Linked DNA regions of Homo sapiens: region 1 is linked to region 2. The links are chromatin loops, found by intact Hi-C in ENCODE. Cell type or tissue: PC-9. All regions are shown on one strand. Each heading gives the region's core, and the rest is flanking DNA. Links, peaks and the distances in the headings are about the cores only.

Region 1 (2,904 bases), core at 109-2,608, 120 kb before region 2:
CCATTCATTGTGTGGGGCTGAAGATCTAGCTGGGAGTCAGGTCTAAGAACTGGTTCAGCTCCTCCCCTTGCCTCATCTGTGAAGGCTACTCAGAGGAAAGAAACATGCACCTAGGCTCTCGAAGCCTTCACTGAAGGACAGAGAGTGCTTGTTACAGGCAGTTCCTTCAGGGTTGAAATTCCATTTCAGGTCTCAGCACCTAAAGTCATTTTTCTTTCTTATTTATGTTTCCTGTGGAAAGTCTGAAGAAAAACTGGTGGAGCATCTTTTGAGTTTGCATTTGGAAGGGAGAAAATATGCTCCTTCTCTGCTGGGCAAACATTGCAAACATTGGTGCTTTCACAAACCAAACACAAGCTGGTTTTCAAAGCCTCCGGCTTGGCGACCCAGGGAACTGGGGGGAGGGGAGGAGAAGGATGCAGCCACCTGGGCTGGGGAGGTTTGCTTTGGGAGCAGAGGTTGGAATTTGTGAATTTTCTACTCCAAGAAGATCCAAATAGTGCAGCTCCAGCCCCATCCTGCGCAAGCTTGCTCAGGCAATAGGGGCTCTACCTGGCTGGGGTCTCGATGGAGAGCCAGGGCCTTGGATGATCACCTCCCCGCCCCAATGCAGCCTGGAGTGAAGTGGAGAGGGGAGGGGTGAAGAGGTGTAGGAGAGACGGTGCAGATGAACCAAGATGGCCTCAGGGATTCTGGTCCCTCTCTCTGGGTGATGCTGAGGATAGAGAGCGGGGGTGAGAGTGAGAAGAACATGCCTCTGCACCCACAAATTTGCCAGGCTTTCAAACACTGACCAGGCAATCCACTGGGCAGTTGTTCCTATAAAGCTAGGACTATGAGAATAGCAGATGTATACTATGGTCTGTCTGGTTCTTTCAGCGTAGTCTGTAGCAAAAGGTTTCCTCACTCCCTCCTTTTCTTCTTCCTTCCTTCCACTTCTTTCTTGACAGAATAATATAATAAATTTCCAAGCACTCATCACTAGCTTTAATAAGTATCAACTAATGGCCAATCTTGTTTAATCCATAACTGCACCTACTTCACCCACTCTTTGTCCTCCAACTGAAATGTTTTGAAACAAAATCTAGACATCATATCCTTTTATCCATAGATACCTAGATTTAAAAAAAATTTTTGATATTGAACTCTGATGATACAGGGAATCTCCTTCCCGGTATCTTAGGGAAAAAATGCCCTTCATAAGTCTACATATAAATTTTGCAAATCATTGTAGGGGTTCAGGGAACCTCCGAAGCTCATCTAAAGACCTTAAATTTAAACCCTTGGTATATAGGGTAATCGCTAGCTCCCATAGAACACATTGTTTTTGGTAGCCTGGAGCTATTAGCTGTTCCTTTGAAGGAGATTTACTTTCTTGTTTTATTTGCAATAGGTATGCACTGAGTGCATTGTGACCATGCTGGGTTATTGTGGGTAAAGGTGAGAGAAGGCAGGGCACGCAGGGCAGATGATTACATTCCTGCCGGGAGGGCTGGAGAGCCCTTGGAAAGCAGCCTGCAGGCTGAGGAAGGAGGGACTCCGGGATCTGCCCTCAGGGGCTGCAGGAAGGAGGAACCTTTTCTGAGTAAGCTTTCCTGGGGGTTTGTTTATTGGCCAGCGTTAGGTCTCTGAGTGGTTGTTAATGTGTTTGTTTAGGGTCCATTGTGATGTCTTTAAGATAAAGACCTGCTCAGTTTACAGGCAACTGTCAAGTACTGGGCTTGGAGCCCAGGGAGCCAGTGAGGGAAGCATTTCCAATATGGCGATCAAAGCCACACTTAGGGCCTTCCTAGGCTCCTGAAATAATCTTGGAAGGCACTCTGGGAGAGGATCAGCAGCATGCACAGGGTTAGACTAGAGGGGCTCTTTCAGGCTGGACAAATAGCTGTTGAATAAGGAAACAGACTTCTTTGTTCTCTTTTTTTTTTTTTTTTTTTTTTTGTTTTGAGAGGAGGTATAGGAGCAAAGCCATTTTAGATGCTAGGGGTTCTTTGGAGAGAGCCCAGAAGCTTTCTGATCTTAATATCCAACTCTTTTGCTATTTCCCCTACCTCCTCATCCCACCTCAGGGTCAGCAAATCTCCATGTCTGCAGACCCAGGGACCTGTAGTTAAGCTGCATGGAGCCTAAAAAAAGGCACTGTGGTGCTGGTGCTTGGATACACATGGCAGGGGACACAGAAGTACTGAGATGGGCACAAAGAAACTCTGGAATTTATAGTAGAGCAAGGATGGCATTTCAACCAGTTAGGATAGACTTTTCTTGCTGTCACCCAGGCTGGAATGCAGTGGAATGATCTCGGCTCACCACGACCTCTGCCGCCTGGGTTCAAGCAATTCTTGTGCCTCAGCCTCCCAAGTAGCTGGGATTACAGGTGTGTGCCTCCACGCCTGGCTAATTTTTGTATTTTTAGTAGAGACAGGGTTTTGCCATGTTGGCCAGGCTGGTCTTGAACACCTGACCTCAAGAGATCTGCCTGCCTTGGGCTTCCAAAGTGCTGGGATTACACGTGTGAGCCACTGCACCCAGCCAAGATAGAATTTTCAATAAATGTCCCAGCACAACTGGGCAGACATTTGGGAGAAAAAACAGTAAGTTCAGATGTATATCTCATACCTTAAAATGAGATCAATTGTATGTGGATCAAAAATTTAAATGTAAAAATTTAACCCTAAAAGAACTTAAAGGAGCCAGGAGAAAAAAATTTAAAATCTATGAATGAAACCAGAAACCATAAAATAAAATAACAATAAATTTGACCATATAAAAATAAAAAGTGTTTGCATGGCAAACAAAAAGAATAATCATAAACAAAGTCAAAAGCCAAAATGAGGCCAGGCACAGTGTCTCATGCCTGTAATCCCAGCACTTTGGGAGGCCGAGGCAGGCGGATCACTTGAGGTC
Region 2 (2,904 bases), core at 312-2,811:
AGAAAGAGTGCCTGTGTAATGTATCTTGCAAACTGGGATACTTCTGAGAGTGAAAGGGGATGCCATGCATGGTTATACCAGGACAATGGACATAAACCCAAACTTTCCAGGGAAAAATGGAATATTAATCACCCTAGTGATCATCACTCCAAACTCAGCAGAGGTCACAGCAGTGATGAGGGGATGATAAGGTTGGGGGAGGCTTAATGCTCAAGGGAAAACAGGGGTAGCTTAATTCTGAGGACAGCCCCCGACACCCTAGCCTGCTCCCTGGTGTTATCAGCCAATTCTCGTCTTTTCCCTGGGGCGGCACTGCTCCCGGCCACCCTGTCCTGGGACCCAGCCCACCACTCGTGTGACTTCCCTTCACCCTTGACTTGTGACTGGCCTCACCTTTGGTTTTCCTGCCCCACCCCAACCTCAGACAGGGACAGGAAGGTCTGCCAACTCCTCTTCAGCTTCCCCTGGGGAAATTGGGGTTCATAGTGGAGCCAAGACTGGGCCTCACGTTTCCTCTTCCCTCTTCCTCCATATCTACAGCCTCCACATTTTGCTCATCCAGCTTCCCAGACCTCTGGGGACCACACTATCCCACAGAAAGTCTGGCTGTAAAGCAGGTAAGCAGCCAGGAAGGCAAGGGTAGGCAAACCTCGCCCACTCTGATAAAGGACATAGGTCACCTATAATCAGGTTCCGGGGAAATGAAAAGCAAAGTGGAGGCCAAAGCCAGGGAGAAGCTGCATTGCAGGAGACAGAGTCAGTTCCCAAAGACACTAGAGTTTGCCTCTTTGGTCTGGTCTGACTATTGGGGAAATGGTCCAGGGTGGGGAGAGGCTGTTCTTGCTCAATCCAAGTGACAGGCGTTGATGGCAGTGCCTGCATCCCGCTGTGGCGACATGTGGAAGAGAAACTGTCCTGCCTTCTGGGTCCTGGGTCCTCATGGTCCAGATGCAAAGGGTGGGATCCCCAGAGGTCCAGCCTGTGGGTGATCGGGCATAGGCGTGGAGGGAGCAGAGCCGCCACGATGACCATGTAGTGACTCTCAGTTACTCTGCCAGGAAGGAAGTCATTCTCACTGCCAACAAATGAAAAGTGCAAGTGAAGATCTCTTGGGAAGTCATGTCTTTGAAGTGACTTGTGGGCAAGGGGGGTAGGTGGTGAGACCGCCCCACCCCAAGGCTGGCTGGGAGAGGATGGGGGTGTCTGGTTGGTGAATAGCAGGAGTGGAAGGCAGAAGCAGTCAGTACTCTGTGAGTTGGAATGTGTGTCATGCTTTTGCAAACCTGCCCTGCAGGTCCTGTGCCAGGGAATAGACTAAGTGGTGTTCCCAGAACCAGATGCCATACAAAGTCCTCATTCTGCACAGGGGAGAGTCCTGGTCCTAAGCAGGGTGTGGGCAGCTGCACCGGCGGGAAAGCGGAGTCTGTGCAGACTCGGCAGTTGGTTCCTGAGAAGCTGCTGCCTCTCACTGGCCTTCTGATGACAACCTGGAGCTTGGAGGTGTTATGCAAGGTGGGACATTCCAGGCACTGTGGAATACCCATGAGGCCCGAGGCTTTGCTGGTGACACATCCAGTGTGTGCCACCTGCTGGTACTGGAGTTGTAGCTTCAGCTACTTACTGAGCACTCACTTGGTAACAGGTGCTGTGCTACGTGCCTCCCAGACCTATCACTAGGTCTTGTGAGGTAGGAACCAGTTATGTTCCCTTTACAAATGAGGAAATGGAGTCTCTGTGAGGTTAATCAACATGCCAAGCTGTCATAGCCTGTGAGGAGGAAACCCACGACTCCCTCTCAGGTTTGCAGAAGCCCATGCTCTTAACCTGCATGGAACTCTCCCACCTCTGCATTCATGGGATGGCCACAGGGCACTTAGTGCCCTGTCTTGTACATTATACACCCGCAGTAAATGTTTATGAGCTGAGAGGTTAGATGTACTAACTAGTTTGAACAAGTTGACCTGAGAACAGGCTTGGACTGCCCAAAGGTTACTCTGGGGACAGTGGCCTCTCAGAAGGAGGCTCCCTCTGCCAGCACTTTTAGATCTTCATGCCTCTCTGGCAGTCTTGGGCACCTTACTCTGGTTAAGAACAAGAACCCAACAGAGGTAGGATTGTGCAGAGAAATTGTGTGGAATCAAATATGACTCTAATAGTCTGGAAGGCAAATAGGAAACAATCTTTCAAACAGGCATCTTTATTGAAAACCTACTATGTGCTGATTGTCCCATTGGCCAATGGGGAGCTATTCTCACTTTGCCTACCTTTTCCCTCTCCTGGCTATCCCTTAAGGGCTCCTGAACCTAGCCCAGCTGGACGGAGAAATGGACTCTAGCCTCCTCTGATAGCCTCATGCCAGGCCCCGTGCACATTGCTTTGCTTGCCTCCCTCAATCCTCATAGCTTCTCTTTGGGGTAAGTACAGTTATGTTCTCTAGCAGGCATAGTGGGGAAACCAAGGTCTAAAGAGATGCAGCCACCTGCCCAAGGCTGCAGAGTCAGCCTGTAACCACTGCTTTACACGGCTTGCCAGCCCTGGGCCTGGCCATACAAACCGCTTTGTCAGAGCCTGGAGACAGAGGTCGCAGGAAGAGAAAATGCTCAGCCTGCCCCACCCCCTGTGGGTCTCAGGGTTCCTTGGTAGATGACTAAAATTTTAGGTAGTGCTGTTAGAAGCTAGTGGCCTGGCAGAACAGGAGAAACACAGGGTCTGAGTTAGACTCTTGGGTTCAAATCTTGGCGAGGTCGCTTTGTAGCTTGTGACCTTGGGCAAGTTATTTAATCTGTCCAAATCTCAGTGTCCTTACCTGTAAACTGGGTATAGTAATAGCTCCCTTGTAGGACTGTGTGAGGATTAGATGATGTAAGTCAAGTGCCTGGCACACAGTAGGCCCTTGAAAGGCAT

What was found. A loop is a pair of places that touch in the nucleus more often than their neighbours do. Peaks named below come from ENCODE experiments on the same cell type or tissue, not always from the same donor. Only the 100,000 strongest peaks of a DNase experiment are listed, where the experiment ranks them.
Region 1: it touches region 2 in a loop (2.3-fold over the local background); 4 of 110 quality-filtered maps call a loop at or near these places.

Annotation. Positions count from the first base shown.
Region 1 is chr12:48,020,646-48,023,549 of GRCh38, reverse strand. The region is part of intron 2 of LOC105369750 (a long non-coding RNA gene); the gene reads right to left. It overlaps LOC124902927 (a long non-coding RNA gene), which reads left to right and starts at 1,375. Exons shown (of 2, transcript XR_007063293.1): 1 at 1,375-1,585. RefSeq lists an enhancer at 1,041-2,032. In PC-9, for the core only: no CTCF peak of the experiment used is centred there; DNase peaks (open chromatin) are centred at 269 and 1,499; H3K4me3 peaks cover 192 bases; H3K27ac peaks cover 335 bases.
Region 2 is chr12:47,899,347-47,902,250 of GRCh38, reverse strand. All of the region lies in intron 1 of VDR (vitamin D receptor), which reads left to right. Among named protein-coding and RNA genes, the nearest start is that of VDR, 4.2 kb to the left of the region's middle. In PC-9, for the core only: CTCF peaks have their summits at 1,404 and 1,609 (motif pointing left); a DNase peak (open chromatin) is centred at 1,550; H3K27ac peaks cover 1,987 bases.